5 separate regions of the Homo sapiens genome follow, and regions 1, 2, 4 and 5 are each linked to region 3. Evidence: chromatin contacts called from ENCODE Hi-C or POLR2A ChIA-PET data. All regions are on one chromosome and are shown on one strand. Each heading gives the region's core, a stretch centred on a gene start or an enhancer-like site at or near the end of the contact. The rest is flanking DNA. Distances are from core to core; before and after follow the strand shown. Region 1 has its middle 76 kb from the start of BCAS1-AS1. Region 2 has its middle 49 kb from the start of ZNF217. Region 3 overlaps NFATC2 (nuclear factor of activated T cells 2). Region 4 overlaps LOC105372672 (a long non-coding RNA gene). Region 5 holds the start of ZNF217 (zinc finger protein 217).

What was found. A loop is a pair of places that touch in the nucleus more often than their neighbours do. ChIA-PET counts read pairs that join two places held with the same protein, here RNA polymerase II (POLR2A). Pooled maps may share reads with other maps.
Region 1: a map of CD8-positive, alpha-beta T cell shows a loop between it and region 3 (8-fold over the local background). The contact joins two enhancer-like sites. A Hi-C loop is called at or near these places in 1 of 168 maps with a recorded cell type or tissue (CD8-positive, alpha-beta T cell), 2 of 37 single-sample maps with no recorded cell type and 6 of 50 pooled maps.
Region 2: a pooled map shows a loop between it and region 3 (5-fold over the local background). The contact joins two enhancer-like sites. A Hi-C loop is called at or near these places in 2 of 37 single-sample maps with no recorded cell type and 2 of 50 pooled maps.
Region 4: a loop to region 3 is called in a map with no recorded cell type, with 10 times the contacts of the local background. The contact joins two enhancer-like sites. A Hi-C loop is called at or near these places in 1 of 37 single-sample maps with no recorded cell type and 2 of 50 pooled maps. POLR2A ChIA-PET finds 5 or more read pairs at or near these places in 1 of 52 experiments (OCI-LY7).
Region 5: a pooled map shows a loop between it and region 3 (5-fold over the local background). The contact joins the promoter of ZNF217 here to the enhancer-like site in region 3. A Hi-C loop is called at or near these places in 1 of 37 single-sample maps with no recorded cell type and 7 of 50 pooled maps. POLR2A ChIA-PET finds 5 or more read pairs at or near these places in 1 of 52 experiments (OCI-LY7).

Annotation. Positions count from the first base shown.
Region 1 is chr20:53,838,325-53,841,024 of GRCh38, forward strand. No RefSeq gene overlaps it. Among named protein-coding and RNA genes, the nearest start is that of BCAS1-AS1, 76 kb to the right of the region's middle. RefSeq lists an enhancer at 1,352-1,922. Within about 2 kb of position 1,292, at least 16 of the 41 ENCODE cell types and tissues checked have a DNase peak (open chromatin) inside an H3K27ac peak, as active enhancers do; they include CD8-positive, alpha-beta T cell, where a contact is called at or near this core.
Region 2 is chr20:53,641,986-53,644,685 of GRCh38, forward strand. No RefSeq gene overlaps it. Among named protein-coding and RNA genes, the nearest start is that of ZNF217, 49 kb to the left of the region's middle. RefSeq lists enhancers at 1,294-1,343, 1,384-1,433. Within about 2 kb of position 1,331, at least 29 of the 41 ENCODE cell types and tissues checked have a DNase peak (open chromatin) inside an H3K27ac peak, as active enhancers do.
Region 3 is chr20:51,399,182-51,401,881 of GRCh38, forward strand. The region is part of intron 9 of NFATC2 (nuclear factor of activated T cells 2); the gene reads right to left. Among named protein-coding and RNA genes, the nearest start is that of MIR3194, 52 kb to the right of the region's middle. RefSeq lists an enhancer at 1,265-1,734. Within about 2 kb of position 1,355, at least 8 of the 41 ENCODE cell types and tissues checked have a DNase peak (open chromatin) inside an H3K27ac peak, as active enhancers do; they include CD8-positive, alpha-beta T cell and OCI-LY7, where a contact is called at or near this core.
Region 4 is chr20:53,610,367-53,613,117 of GRCh38, forward strand. All of the region lies in intron 1 of LOC105372672 (a long non-coding RNA gene), which reads left to right. Among named protein-coding and RNA genes, the nearest start is that of ZNF217, 18 kb to the left of the region's middle. RefSeq lists an enhancer at 404-453. Within about 2 kb of position 1,350, at least 13 of the 41 ENCODE cell types and tissues checked have a DNase peak (open chromatin) inside an H3K27ac peak, as active enhancers do; they include OCI-LY7, where a contact is called at or near this core.
Region 5 is chr20:53,592,552-53,595,251 of GRCh38, forward strand. ZNF217 (zinc finger protein 217) reads right to left here and starts at 1,288. Exons shown (of 6, transcript NM_006526.3): 1 at 1,205-1,288. RefSeq lists silencers at 1-238, 659-808, 1,299-1,378, 1,469-2,308.

The sequences.
Region 1 (2,700 bases), core at 42-2,541, 2.4 Mb after region 3:
GGCTCAATTTGTTTCTTTTTAAATTTAATTTTAAATTTAAATTTTATTGATTTATTTATTTGTTTTTGAGACAGTCTCTCCGTCACCCAGGCTGGAGTGCAGTGGTGCGATCTCGGCTCTCTGCAGCCTCCTCCTCCCAGGTTCAAGTAATTCTCCTGTTAGTCCCATTTTATGGATGAGGAAACAGGTTTCCTGAAGGCATTTGCTTTGGGTTAGAACATAAAGCCAGCGAGTAGGGGAACTGGAATTCAAATTGAAGTCCGTTTGACTTAAGAGGCTCCACCTTTGACAATTAACATGCTGTCTACACAACACACACACACACACACACACACACACACGCGCGCGTACATTTTATAAGCGCTGAAGTTGTAAAAGGGTAACCTTTGATCCTTACACTACCTTATACTTCACAGCAAACTTTTCCAGAGAGTTTCATCTCAACTTCCAAGGAACTTTTCCCAGCACTTTGGGAGGCTGAAGCCGGTGGATCACCTGAGATCAGGAGTTCGAGACCAGCCTGGCTAACATGGTGAAACTCCATCTCCACTAAAAAAAAATACAAAAATTAGCCAGGCATGGTGGTGGGCACCTGTAATCCCAGCTACTTGGGGGGCCGAGGCAGGAGAATCACTTGAACCCGGGAGGCAAAAGTTGCAGTGAGCTGAGATCATGTCACTGCACTCCAGCCTGGGCAACAGATGGAGACTGCGCCTTAAAAAAAAAAGGGGGGGGCCGGGCGCGGTGGCTCATGCCTGTAATATCAGCACTTTGGGAGGCTGAGGTGGGCAGATCACCTGAGATTGGGAGTTCGAGACCAGCCTGACCAAAATGAAGAAACCCCGTCTCTACTAAAAATACAAAAATTAGCCAGGCGTGGTGGCGCATGCCTGTAATCCCAGCTACTCGGGAGGCTGAGGCAGGAGAATCACTTGAACCCGGGAGGCTGAGGCAGGAGAATCACTTGAACCCAGGAGGCAGAAGTTGCAGTGAGCCGAGATTGCGCCATTGCACTCCAGCCTGGGCAACAAGAGCAAAACCCCATCTCAAAAATAAATAAATAAAAACAAAACTTCCTTTTTTTTCTTTTTTCCCTTTTTCTTTCCTTCCTGCTTTCCTCCTCTTTCATCCTTCATTCACTTTTTCTTCAGAAACGCAGCCAGGCACTGTGCTAGTCACTGGGGAGACAGGTGCGAACAAGACACACACCTGTAGTTTGCCTCTTTGCAATCTGGCTTTAAGGTGCTGCAGGCATTGAAGCCACCAGGTTCGTAAATGGCAAGCCACAAGAATTTTGCAAAAGGTCCCAGAAAGTGAGGAAGCCACTGAGGTCATGACTGCAGGGCACTCCCACTGTGCGAACAAAAAGTGAGGCCACAGCTGCTAGGTGCCACCACAGGAGGAAGCAAAAATATCATCTCCTTCCTGCCAAGAGGCCTGAGAGGACGCAGCTGCCTGCACCTCGGCATGTCCAGCCTGCATCCTGCTCCTCACCCTGGCTAGGATGGTGCCTCCCCAGCTATGCAGTCAGTGGGCTGTGTGGGAGCCATTGTCCCCACGTCCACCTCCCAGAAACCTCACTGCTAGGATTGGCCCTGCCTTTCACCCAGGTGTGGCCACCAACTACTTGACCTTTAGACATAAAGTTTTTTCTTTTAACTTTTGGTGGCTGCTTCACAAACATTTTCTTTTTATCTCCCTCTTCTTCTTCTTTTCTCCCTCTTCTCAAAAGAGGCAGCCTCTGGAAAACAAAAGAAAAAGACAGAAAGAGGGGGATTTAAGGACTATCGAACCCTCCCCTCCTGCTAAATGTTTAGGTTTTCATAGTCCTTATTAACCCTATCCATGGTTCCATTAATGAAACATCCCTCAATTCCCAATAATAACAGCTAACTTTAGGCCAGGCGCTGTGGCTCACGCCTGTAATCCCAGAACTTTGGGAGGCCAAAGTGGGTGGATCACCTAAAGTCAGGAGTTCGAGACCAGCCTGGCCAACATAGTGAAACCCTGTCTCTATTGAAAATACAAAAAAATGAGCTGGGCATGGTGGTGCATGCCTGTATTTCCAGCTACTTGAGAGGCTGAGGTGGGAGAATCACTTGAACCCAGGAGGTGGAGGTTGCAGTGAGCCAAGATGGTGCCATTGCATTCCAGCCTAGGTGACACAGTGAGACTTCACCTAAAAAAATACTACTACTACAATGACTACTACTAGTACTACTACTTGTAATAGCTAACTTTAACCAAAGACCTTATGTGAGCCTGCACTAGCTCACAGAATCCTTCCAATACTATGCAATGTAGGGACTGTGATTATCTCCAATTATAGATGAGAAGCTGAGCCTTGGAGGGAGGACTGCCATCTGTCTAGCATTAATGGTTAAATAGCTGGAAAATGGTGAAGCCAGGCAGGTCAGACTCCAGATATATATGTGCATTTATTGCAAACTCAACTTTCATTTTCCTTTACCCATGTATAGAACCCATCACAGAGGAAATGGATTTCATGTGAGTCACATGCATATTTTTTCTATAACATTTTGGAATACTTAAGCACCATCAATTAAAAAGTCACATATCTCTCTGGGTTCTTTGGTGATACTTACTGAGTGGAAGTAGACATTATGTTCTCTGTCCATAACTGATCAGCTCAAAATCTTTGTTAATTATTGTGCCCTGAGTTAACTTACTCATTATTTC
Region 2 (2,700 bases), core at 81-2,580, 2.2 Mb after region 3:
ACAAAAGCAAAACGCCCTCTCAAAAATAAATAAATAAATAAAGTCTGTTAATTTAAAAATAAATAAATGCTTAAAAGGCACTCTGTCTAATGAGTACAAAAATTGGAAGGAAAATGACCCTTCACTTCACTGTTGCATGAACAGGAAATGGAAATGTTTTTGGGCATATGTATCTCTTGGGAGAGTGAGGTGGAAAACAATACCAGCCACCATTCTTTAATTTGGATTGATCCACTGTTCTTGATTTTGAATAGCAGGTGGCTTTGCTGTGGTGTTATTGTTGTTGCTCTTTTTTTGTTTGTTTGTTTGAGACAGAGTCTTGCTCTGTCGCCTAGGCTGGAGCATAGTGGCGCGATCTCGACTCACTACAACCTCCGCCTCCCGGGTTCAAGCGATTCTCCTACTGGGATTACAAGCACATGACACCATGCCCGGTTAATTTTTGTACTTTTAGTAGAGACAGGATTTCACCATGTTGGTCAGGCTGGTCTCGAACTCCTGACCTCGTGAACCACCCACCTTGGCCTCCCAAAGTGCTGGGATTATAGGCGTGAGTCACTGTGCCCGAACGTTGCTCTTTAATGTTAGTATTTTGTTATCCCAAAGAAAGCTCTCAGACCACGGAGACTCTTAAAAGACAATATCAAATGTTTCAACAACTGACAAACCTCAGACTTCCTGTATTTCTGTAAGTTGCAGTTTTCCCTTCCTTCTTCTTCTAATTTGTTAATATCTCTGGGGCCACAGGCTCTCTCTCTCTCACACAGGTCTCTAACTAGATCAGTGGATCAAAGGTGAGGCTTTGCTAAGTAATCAGGGTAATTTCACCGGTGTAGCAAGCTATTAAAAACAGACCTGCAGGGTTTTTCAAGGACAACCAAGGTATTGATTTGGCAACCAAAAACTCCTGTAGTGCAAGCAATAATACACCAGGGCCAGTGTTTCCAACACCGTCACAACTCCTCCCCCTCCCTGTCCCTAGTGACATTACAAAAGGCACAGCTAAGGCCGATACTCCAGCTCCTATGCCCCTGCTCCTGTCTTCAAAAGGAACGTCACTGTTATAAATTAGACAAGGGAAGAAAAACCTCATTTCTTTGATGATTTTTTTAAAGAGCTTTGTTTTCCCACGCATAATTGTTCTTCCTATTCATTATGCCTTTATGTAGACTTTGCTTTTTCCTTTAAAGAATACACTTCTTATGTAATTTGTTTTGCATTTCTGGAATGAGGAACTTTTCTGCTCATATTGTTGTTAAAATCTAGACAACACGCCCGTGTGATAGATCACCCTGAGCCTTGGAAGGAAATGATTCACCACAATACTGTAACTGAAAGTCGTCTAACACCAGGGCTGGAAGGCAGGCTATGAACCGCTGCATTACCTGCGTGCAGCAGCAATGGGAGGCAGCCAGAGGTTCCCTCGGCCTGCCTAGCTCACTTCAGCTTTGTTCCTGTTCTGTTTCCTCCGTCCGAGTAGCAGGATGCTGGAAATTCATCCTCCATTTTTAAGTTTTAAAAGAAACCCAAAAATTGTGATTTTTTTTTTTTTTTTGACACCGAGTTTTGCTCTTGTCACCCAGGCTGAAGTGCAATGGCACGATCTTGGCTCACTGCAACTTCTGCCTCCCAGGTTCAAGGGATTCTCCTGCCTTAGCCTCCTGAGTAGCTGGGATTCCAGGTGCCCAGCATATGCCCAGCTAATTTTTGTATTTTTAGTAGACTCAGTGTTTCACCATCTTGGTCAGGCTGGTCTTGAACTCCTGACCTCAGGTGATCTGCCCATCTCAGCCTCCCAAAATGTTGGGATTACAGGGGTGAGCCACTGCACCCAGCTGGGATTTTTAATAAGCCACATCTGCCCAAATGGGCCTTTCCAGGCTACTGTCTTATAATTTTGCACTTAAATTTGTATTTAAACCACACATTAATGCACTGTATGGAAAAAGTGAACACCAAACATACCTATTACTAATAAAAAGATTTCAAACAATAAAGCCAAAAGAGCAGAGAAACTAAAAATAAAAAATATGTATTTTATTTTCCTCTGCATGTTTTTGGTGAAGGCAGATCATAGATTACGCCCATGTCAGAAACAATGCAATTTTATAATTCTTATGAAAAATGGGCCAGGCGCAATGGCTCATACCTGTAATCCCAGCACCTTTGAGAGGCCTAAGTGGGTGGATCACCTGAGGTAGGGAGTTGGAGACCAGCCTGACCAACATGGAGAAACCCCGTCTCTACTAAAAATACAAAATTAGCTGGGCATGGTGGTGCATGCCCGTAATCCCAGCTACTAGGGAGGCCGAGGCAGGAGAATTGCTTGAACCCAGGAGGCAGAGGTTGCAGTGAGCCGAGATCGCTGGTTGTGGTGGTGTGCACCTGTAGTCCCAACTAGTCTGGAGGCTGTGGTGGAAGAATCTCTTGAGCCTGGGAGGTTGACGCTGCAGTGAGCCAAGATTGTCACCGAACTCCAGCCTGGGCAACAAAGCAAGACCTTGTCTCCAGAAAAACAAAAACAACAACAAAAAAAACTAATTAATATTTCAGTAAAATTTAGGTATAAATTTGGCAAGAATATAGTTCTTCACTTTTTTTCACTATGCTGCTCTTTTCTAAAATCAATTGATGAAATTTAAAAATTCGAGTGAATGTGTGTATGAAAACTGAATTAATCTGATATTTTCTTATATAAAT
Region 3 (2,700 bases), core at 105-2,604:
TATCACCTCAGTGGTCAGGGAAATTCATAAAACTGCACATTTTCTTCCTGTTTTTTGTCAACAATGGAAAAAAAAGCTCCTGCCCTATCAGAACAACGAAGGCACTTGAATGAGACCTGGGGAGTCTATTGTAAATAATACTCCTCTCTACATGTGTACAATGCCTGTGGCTTTCAAAACACCTGTCTTCCCAATCCCCTTTGGCCGAATTGGAATACCCAAGTCCATTCCAAATGCCTGATTTAGAAATGTTTTCTGAGTCCAATTTCTTACAGGGAATAATGCAGCGTTATTAGAAATGTCAAGTAAACTAGGATGCTTTTTCAAATAGAGGCATAAGCTCCCTGAAATCTCATCTTCAAGGGAGACAGAATGCTCAATAAATGAGATCCTTTCAGCGCTTATGCAGTTAGAGGCCTGGATTTCCCAATGTTGGGCTCCAACAGGAATTGGCTAGTTGGGGTTGGCTACTGCTGCCCTGGGGCAAAAGAAGCACTTCATCTCTCCTCCTTTTCTGACCATGCATCTCAGGCCATCTCCCAAAGCAAACATTTCCAGGTGGATGTGGCCCTAAGGCAGCTCCCACACTAAACTGCCCAGTCTCCACTTGAAACTGACTTCTTCCAAGTCCAAGAGCAGACAGTACTGTCGGATAATTCACTCAGGGCCTTAAAATACCACCTCTATCCTGACGATGGCCACATTAATGTTTTTAACCCAGACCATCACTCCTGAATTTCAGATTGCAATATCTACCTGCCCAAACTTCACAGGGCCAAAACCAATCTCTGGATCCTCACCCCTCCTCCCCGTGTCTCACCTGTTCCCATGATGGGAAACACACATTCTCTCTTTCCAGTTGTTCAGGCCAACCTGTGTGTTCCCTGACTCCTTGTTCACAGCCCACATCCCACCCACCCATACATGCTTCTGGATTTACCCCAGGTAGCCAGAAACCAACAACCTCCACTGCCACCCCGGCCCTACAGCAAGGTGATCCTGTTGGAACTGATGTTAGAGCACGCCACTCCCTGTTTTGCTCAGCTGACAGCTCTAAAGTTCTGTAATGACCAACACGTTGTCACTTTATCCATATCTACTCATTTAAGGAGCACTTCAGTGGATCTCAGGCATCAGGCACAGGTCTGAAGTCACACCCTTGGAGGAGTCGTTCGAATCTAGTTGGAACCCCAGGGACCAGGTTCTTCAGACCATCCACCCAGAACACGAGTTCTCTCTCCAAACCTTCAAACACCAAACCACATGGTGCCCAGTGTTAATATGGGGGGTGGGGGGGCACAATGGCGCTATCTCAGGGGACTCGAGAAACCAAGCCCTGTTCTGTCACCTTCTCAGAGAAATAGAAAGCATCACATGATGGCTCCGTCTGCAGCATTCGGAGGTGCAGCTTCCTGTTTAGTCATAGAGTTTCACTCTTTGTCAGCTTCTTTGTGGAAGACAGAGGCAGGGCCTGTCTTCATTCAACTGAGGCCCGAAATCAACTCGGGACCAGGCCACCGCCAAACACCCTCCTCCGCAGGTGGCTACTCGCTCTGCCTTCCTTCATCCTCACAGACATCTCCGGGGGTGGTGGTGAGAGTTCCATTTCTCAGGTCAAGTTAGTAAGGCAGAGAAAGATGGGGCGACTTGTCCAGGAACAGCCTCCTAGCATTGGGTAGAGACCAGATGTGGCCCCAGCTCTATGGGTACTAGTCCTGGGCTAGGGTTTCCCCAATTTGAAAGATCTTCTGGCTGCCCTGGGGCCTCTGTTAAAATGTAGACTCACATCAGAAGCTGTTGGAACATAAGCACTTCAACAGTGCCTCTGCCTCAGTCTCCCCAGCCACGAGATGGGGATGAGAACACTTCCTTGGCAAAGTCACTGAGGATTAAATGAGATGCTATAGGCCAGGCACAGTGGCTCATGCCTGTAATCCCAGAACGTTGGGAGGCCGAAGTGGGTGGATCACTTGAGGTCAGGAGTTTAAGACCAGCCCGGCCAATATGGTGAAACCCCGTCTCTACTAAAAATACAAAAATTAGCTGGGTGTGACGGCAGGTGCCTGTAACCTCAGCTACCTGGGAGGCGGAGGTTGCAGTGAGCTGAGATGGTGCCACTGTACCCCAACCTAGGCAACAGAGCAAGACTGTCTCAAAAAAATAAAAATAAATGAGATGCTATAGCTGGCTCATTGGCATGTGTTTATTAAGCCCACAATATGGTCCCCTAAAGAAGATGGAAGAGAAAGAGACAAAGACCAGTCTAAAAGAGGCCATTCCAATAACCAAGGATACCATTCTGTTTCCCTACATATTTAAATGGGAGGTAAGTCCATTGATCCACGTGAATGTGCTGGTCAGTTGTCAGTAATATGGAGATGCGGACGTCAAGAGAAAAGGCAGTATTTAGACTTACTACATGGTCCCTAAGTGTCATCTACAAATCCTCCCAAAGACACAGGGGTACCTCAAAAACCACAATTACTTTTGCGCCAACCTAATACAAGGTTACAGCCTAAGACCTATACAGTGGCCTTGCATTTTTACCCCAGGCATAAACTGGTGAGTCATCCCACTGATCCTATGGACTAGGTGATAATTTAAGATGTAAATTAGAAGTGGTTCACTGATGAGCTTAATCAATGGTGATAATTTTCATAAAAACACAAGGTGTCAACAAATAGCCATTACAGACAAAAG
Region 4 (2,751 bases), core at 100-2,599, 2.2 Mb after region 3:
TACAGCCATTTTAGAATTAGAAAGCTTTGAAAAATAGGCCATTGGGAAATATTTATAATAGCAAATGAAAAAACCGAGATGCAAAGTTGTATTTTTAATGAACTCTAATTTTTTCTATTAGTAACGAAAAAAGGATGTAATATACATAAAAATATTTAAATTGATTTTATCAGAAAAATTTTAGTACAGACTGAATATTATATGAAAACAAAAAAATTTTATTTCATTAGCTGTAATAATGGCACGGATTATTACAGAATATGCATTATATATATATTTAAAGATGTATACTGAAGGATATAGAAGAATGACATGACATAGGAGAATTTATAATACTTTAGTAAATAAAAAAACAAGAGAATTGAACCAAAGGTGGTTAACATCTTGAAACTAGAACTTGCCCAGGCACCGTGGTTCACGCCTGTAATCCCAGCACTTTGGGAGGCCGAGGCAGGTAGATCATGAGGCCAGGAGATCAAGACCATCCTGGCTAACACGGTGAAACCCCGTCTCTACTAAAAATACAAAAAATTAGCCGGGCGTGGTGGTGGGTGCCTGTAGTCCCAGCTATTTAGGAGGCTGAGGCAGGAGAATGGTGTGAACCCGGGAGGCAGAGATTGCAGTGAGCTGAGATCGTGCCACTGCACTCCAGCCTGGGCGACAGAGCGAGACTCCATCTCAAAAAAAAAAAAAAGAAAAAGAAAAAGAAACTAGAACTGGGCATCAGATATGGGGGTTACTCATTACACTATTTTTATTATTCTCTCTACTTTCGCATACATTTCAAAATTTTTATTAAAATTGTTTCTTTTTTTCTTTTTTTACCCTTAATCCTATGATGGGTTATATTTAAAAATTTTTTTAATGTTTGTTTTTCAATAATGGCATATGTATGACCCTTTTTCTACTTTCTATTTTTCTCTAATTATTTTTCATAATCTACTTATATTACCTTTGAAATAAATTAACATTTATTTTACCAAAAAGTAATTTAAAATAAGAATAGTAAACAGTTCCACAGAAAAGTTTTTCTTGCCATGTAATTCTAGTGAATCCTCAGAATGCTATGATAAGCCTGTGTACCTTAAAATGTGAGCTTCTAAATGGTCCAAATCTTTTGGGACGGCACCGTGCCATCTGAGACTGCTGTAAATATGATCAGCTGATAAAAGGCCAGCTGCAACTAACCATTTTAAAGATTAGGAACCATTTAAAAACACACACACACACACACACACCACCTCTGGCCTCTTAAGTGTTAAGTGGCAAGATACTCTGGTTTATTTCTAAAGTTTCATGCAATAATCACGTAAGCACCGAGCAGGACAGAATTCTACATACCGCCAAGCTGACTCAGAAAGAAGGGTTCCACATTCCTTAATTAGCAGCATGAGAAAAGCACCACTTCCTGCGGTGGAGTTCCCATTTCATCCAGCCACTCCACTGGCTCGGTACATCCTCAAGTCCACGAAAAAGATTTTCATAAAGTCTGGAGACACAGTGTTGTTTAATTTATTTCATTTTACTTTGTTTTGTTTTATCCTACTTTATTCTATTATACTCTATCCTATTATATGTATTCTAATTTTTACAAATTGAAGATGTTTGTAATGACGTAGATTCTTTGTTTCTAGACTTTATGGATGCCTGTATATACTGAAATCACAGTTGGAGGCAGAGTAGGTGAACACTTGACCAACTTGAAAATACAGCTTCTACTTTGGGAGGCCAAGGTGGGAGGATCACTTGAGCCCAGGAGTTTGAGACCAGCCTGAACAACATAGTGAGACCCCCCCATCTCTATTTTTAATCTTTCTTTTTTTTTTTTTTTTTAAGACAGAATCTCACTCTGTCACCCAGGCTACAGTGCAGTGGCATGATCTCGGCTCACTGCAGTCTCCCTGTCCCGGGTTCAAGCAATTCTCATGTCTCAGCCTCCCGAGTAGCTGGGACTACAGGCATGCACCACCATGCTCGGCTAATTTTTGTATTTTTAGTAGAGATGAGGTTTCACCATGTTAGCCAGGCTGTTCTCAAACTCCTGACCTCAAGTGATCTGCCCACGTAAAACTCCCAAATTGCTGGGATTACAGGCGTGAGCCACACACACACCCGCAGCCCCCACCACCACCAGTCGTCTCTATTTTTTAAACGAAAGAAAATACAGCTTTCTTGATTATTAACAGTCAAAAGATTCAAAGTCCTAGACCAGAAGTTTCTTTTTTAGTACCTATGACTTAAGTTTATGATTTGGATTAAAGTTCTCTGGCAGAACACCCACAGGATGCCAAAGCCTGAGGAAGATTTCCGAACAAGATTACACGGTTTTCCAATGGGATACATTTGATCACGTGTGAAAACATGGTGGCAGCACTACTGCAACCTTAAATGAAAGGGCAAATTCTCAGGAAACACATTCTGCTTGTAAATATTGGATGTAACCATTCTAACAGTTATTTACTTTTAACTTGAGAAATTTTAAAGAAATGTAGCCGGGCGCGGTGGCTCATGCCTGTAATCTCAGCACTTTGGGAGGCCGAGGCGGGTGGATCGCCTGAGGTAAGGAGTTCGAGACCAGCCTGGCCAACATGGTGAAACCCCATCTCTACTAAAAATGAAAAATTAGCCGGTCATGGTGGCAGGCGCCTGTATGTAATTCCAGCTACTCGGCAGGCTGAGGCAGGAGACTCGCTTGAACCCAGGAGGTGGAGGTTGCAGTGAGCCGAGATGGCGCCATTGCACTTCAGCCTG
Region 5 (2,700 bases), core at 38-2,537, 2.2 Mb after region 3:
GTGGCCCTACCCAGAATCCCAAAATGTGGGTTCCAACCCGGGCCCTGAACATCTTCTCAAACTCCCGGGACCCAGGTTCCGGCGCGCGCCCCGCGTGCCGGGTCTTGCCCCTCGGGCGGGACCGCCCAGGCAGCCCCAAATCCAGCCTCCCGGGCCCCCAGCAGCGCCCTCCGCCTCTCCACCATCCCGTCCGGCTCGCAGTCGGGGCCAAATCGAGAGACAAGAGGGCTGTGCCTGAAACTGAGCGGTTTCACCACTCGGCACCTCCTGGCAGAAACTTCCCTTAAAAAAAAAAAAAAAGAAAAGAAAAAAAAAAGCAGCAGCACTTTTGGGCTAGCATTTCAATCCTTCCTGCCCTTTAGAGTTCCCAGTTCTGCTTCCAGCTGGCTTTGGGTGTTCCACTAGAATTGAGTTGTAAAGATATTCTTTAAGTGTTTATAGAACATTAAGACTTAAAAAAATCTTTAAAATTAGAGGAGGGAAAAAAAAAGCCACCTTATCGCACACATCCAGGAAACGCAGCCCCGTGCATCCCTGTTCAGGGATGAGCAGGCGCCCCAAGACTCCCGGGGACAGATTTTTGGGCACCCGAGGGAGTCACGGGGCGCGCGTCGGGGTCCGCGGCGAGGCCCAGCCCCTCCCGCGGTCCCTTAGAGGCGCCCTCCGCCCGGCCCGAGTGGACCGTCCCGGCCATTGTTTACGGGGGGATGCCCGTCCGGACGCATTGTTTTGGCCGCTTCCAACTTGCCCCGGCCCTTCCCCGGGCATCGCGGGGGGACCCTACGCCGACGTTCCCCCTCCGCCCGCGCCCCAAGGGCCAACTGGGCAAATTGGGAGACCCGCCCCGCGGGGCGACCCAACTTTTCGGAACAGCCCCCCACCGCCCACCCCCGCAGACCCCCGCTCCCGGCGGAGATTCAGGGAACCCCGCACCCCAAGCCCCTCTGAATCGTGCGGCGTGAGTGTGACGGCCAAGAGCGGATGCAGCCCGGGATCGCCCGCACCTTCCCGCGGGCGGAAGCGCAGGAGCCGGCTGGGGAGGGGGCGCCCTAGAGGAGCGGATAGAAAGCTGAGACGGGGAACTGAGGTCATCCTGGGGGGGGACAAGACAACGAGAGCCGGGCGCCTCGGGGGCGGCGCGGGAGCCTCCGCAGGACCGGGCGGGCGCCCCGGCTGGCGCGGGCGGGGGGCGCGCCCCCTTTACCTGCGGCTCCGGCTCCTCGGCCATTTCCTCGCGCGGCGGCGGCCGGGACTGAGCTGACACCACTCGGGCCGGCCGGGTTTGAATGAGGAGGAGCGGGCGCGGAGGGGAGGGGGCGGGGAGGGCGGAGGGAGGGAGGGAGGCGTCGCGGAGTTTCTCTCAGCCTTTTGTGCGGACACCTCCCGGATTCCGCGCCCGCACCCGGCCCCCCAAAAGACACGGGGAGCCGCGGGCGAGGGGTGCAGCCATCCGCCGAGGAGCCTAGTGCCTTCGCGCCTCCAAGACCCCCCCCCAACAAAAAAGGAGCGTCCCCCACCCCCACCCCCGCCCGGAGAATATAGGGGCCGGGCTCACCTCGGGCGCGGGGCTAAGGTGAGCGGGGCGGGGGTGCGCACGGGGGCAAAGGCGCGGGCGCCCCCTACTCGTCCGCGCGGGGACAGTGCAGGCGCGGGGGGTCCCTAGAGCCGCCGGGGCGCGGCGCGTCCGGCGCTGGGGGACTGTTGGGTCAGAAAGTGTTCAGGGAGCAGCTGTTGCGCCCTCCCTCGGCCCCGCCGCTCGGAGACGCCCCGCCCCCTGCCTTCACCGGCCGCCCCGCCCCCTGCCTTCACCGGCCGCCCGGCCACGCCCCACACCGCCCCGGCCCCGCCCCAGCGCCCACGTGACTAGCATAGGCGCGCCCCTGCTCCGCCCCCCGCCGCCGACTCCGCCTCCGGGACGGGAGCGAGCGGCGAGCGCGCGCACTCCCAGTTCTCGCTCGGCGACTCCCGCGCACGCGCGCGCCGTGCCACCCTCCCCGCGCCCCCCGCCCCGCACCCCTCCTCCCGCCATCCGGCTTAACGTGGCGGGCGCGCGCCGCGGCGGTAGCCGTGACAGGTACCCGGGGAGGCCGGAGGGAGGGGGCCGCGAGGGTGTGCGCAGGCGCAGATCCGGCCCTGTCCCCGCCGCCCCCTCCTCTGCAAGGTGTGCGCGGGCGAGGGGAGGGGCCCGCGGCCCGAACCCCTGGGTCACCCCGAATTACAAACAAAAACCTTAACGCCGTTGCTCGCGGGTTAGAAGGCAGCTGTGCGCGAAAAACACCAAAGATTTTCTTCAAGCTTGAGGAAGGTCGAGAAGATAAACAGTTTTTAAATGAGTATCTTCAGAAAGCTATTTAATTGTTGTGATTTTTTTTTTTCTGAAAGGGCTGGGCTTGCGCTATTCTAACTTGAGATTTCTAAACTTAGCCTAGGTTCCAAGAATCTACTTGGTTTTGATAGAAATCCATTTGGAGGAAACCGGGGACAAAAAAAGGGACAAAAAAAAAAAAAAAAAAACCGCTACCCTTTCCCCTCCTCCCTACGCACAACTCATTTAAAGCGTTTCCCAAATGTTTTCTTTCCTTACTGAAAAAAAGGACAAAAAAAAGATCCTGATTCCTAAGGCCTGTGATATTTCCCCATTTTAAATAAGCTTCGAGGAACCATAGACATAACAAGCACATCCACAATTTTTCTACCCCA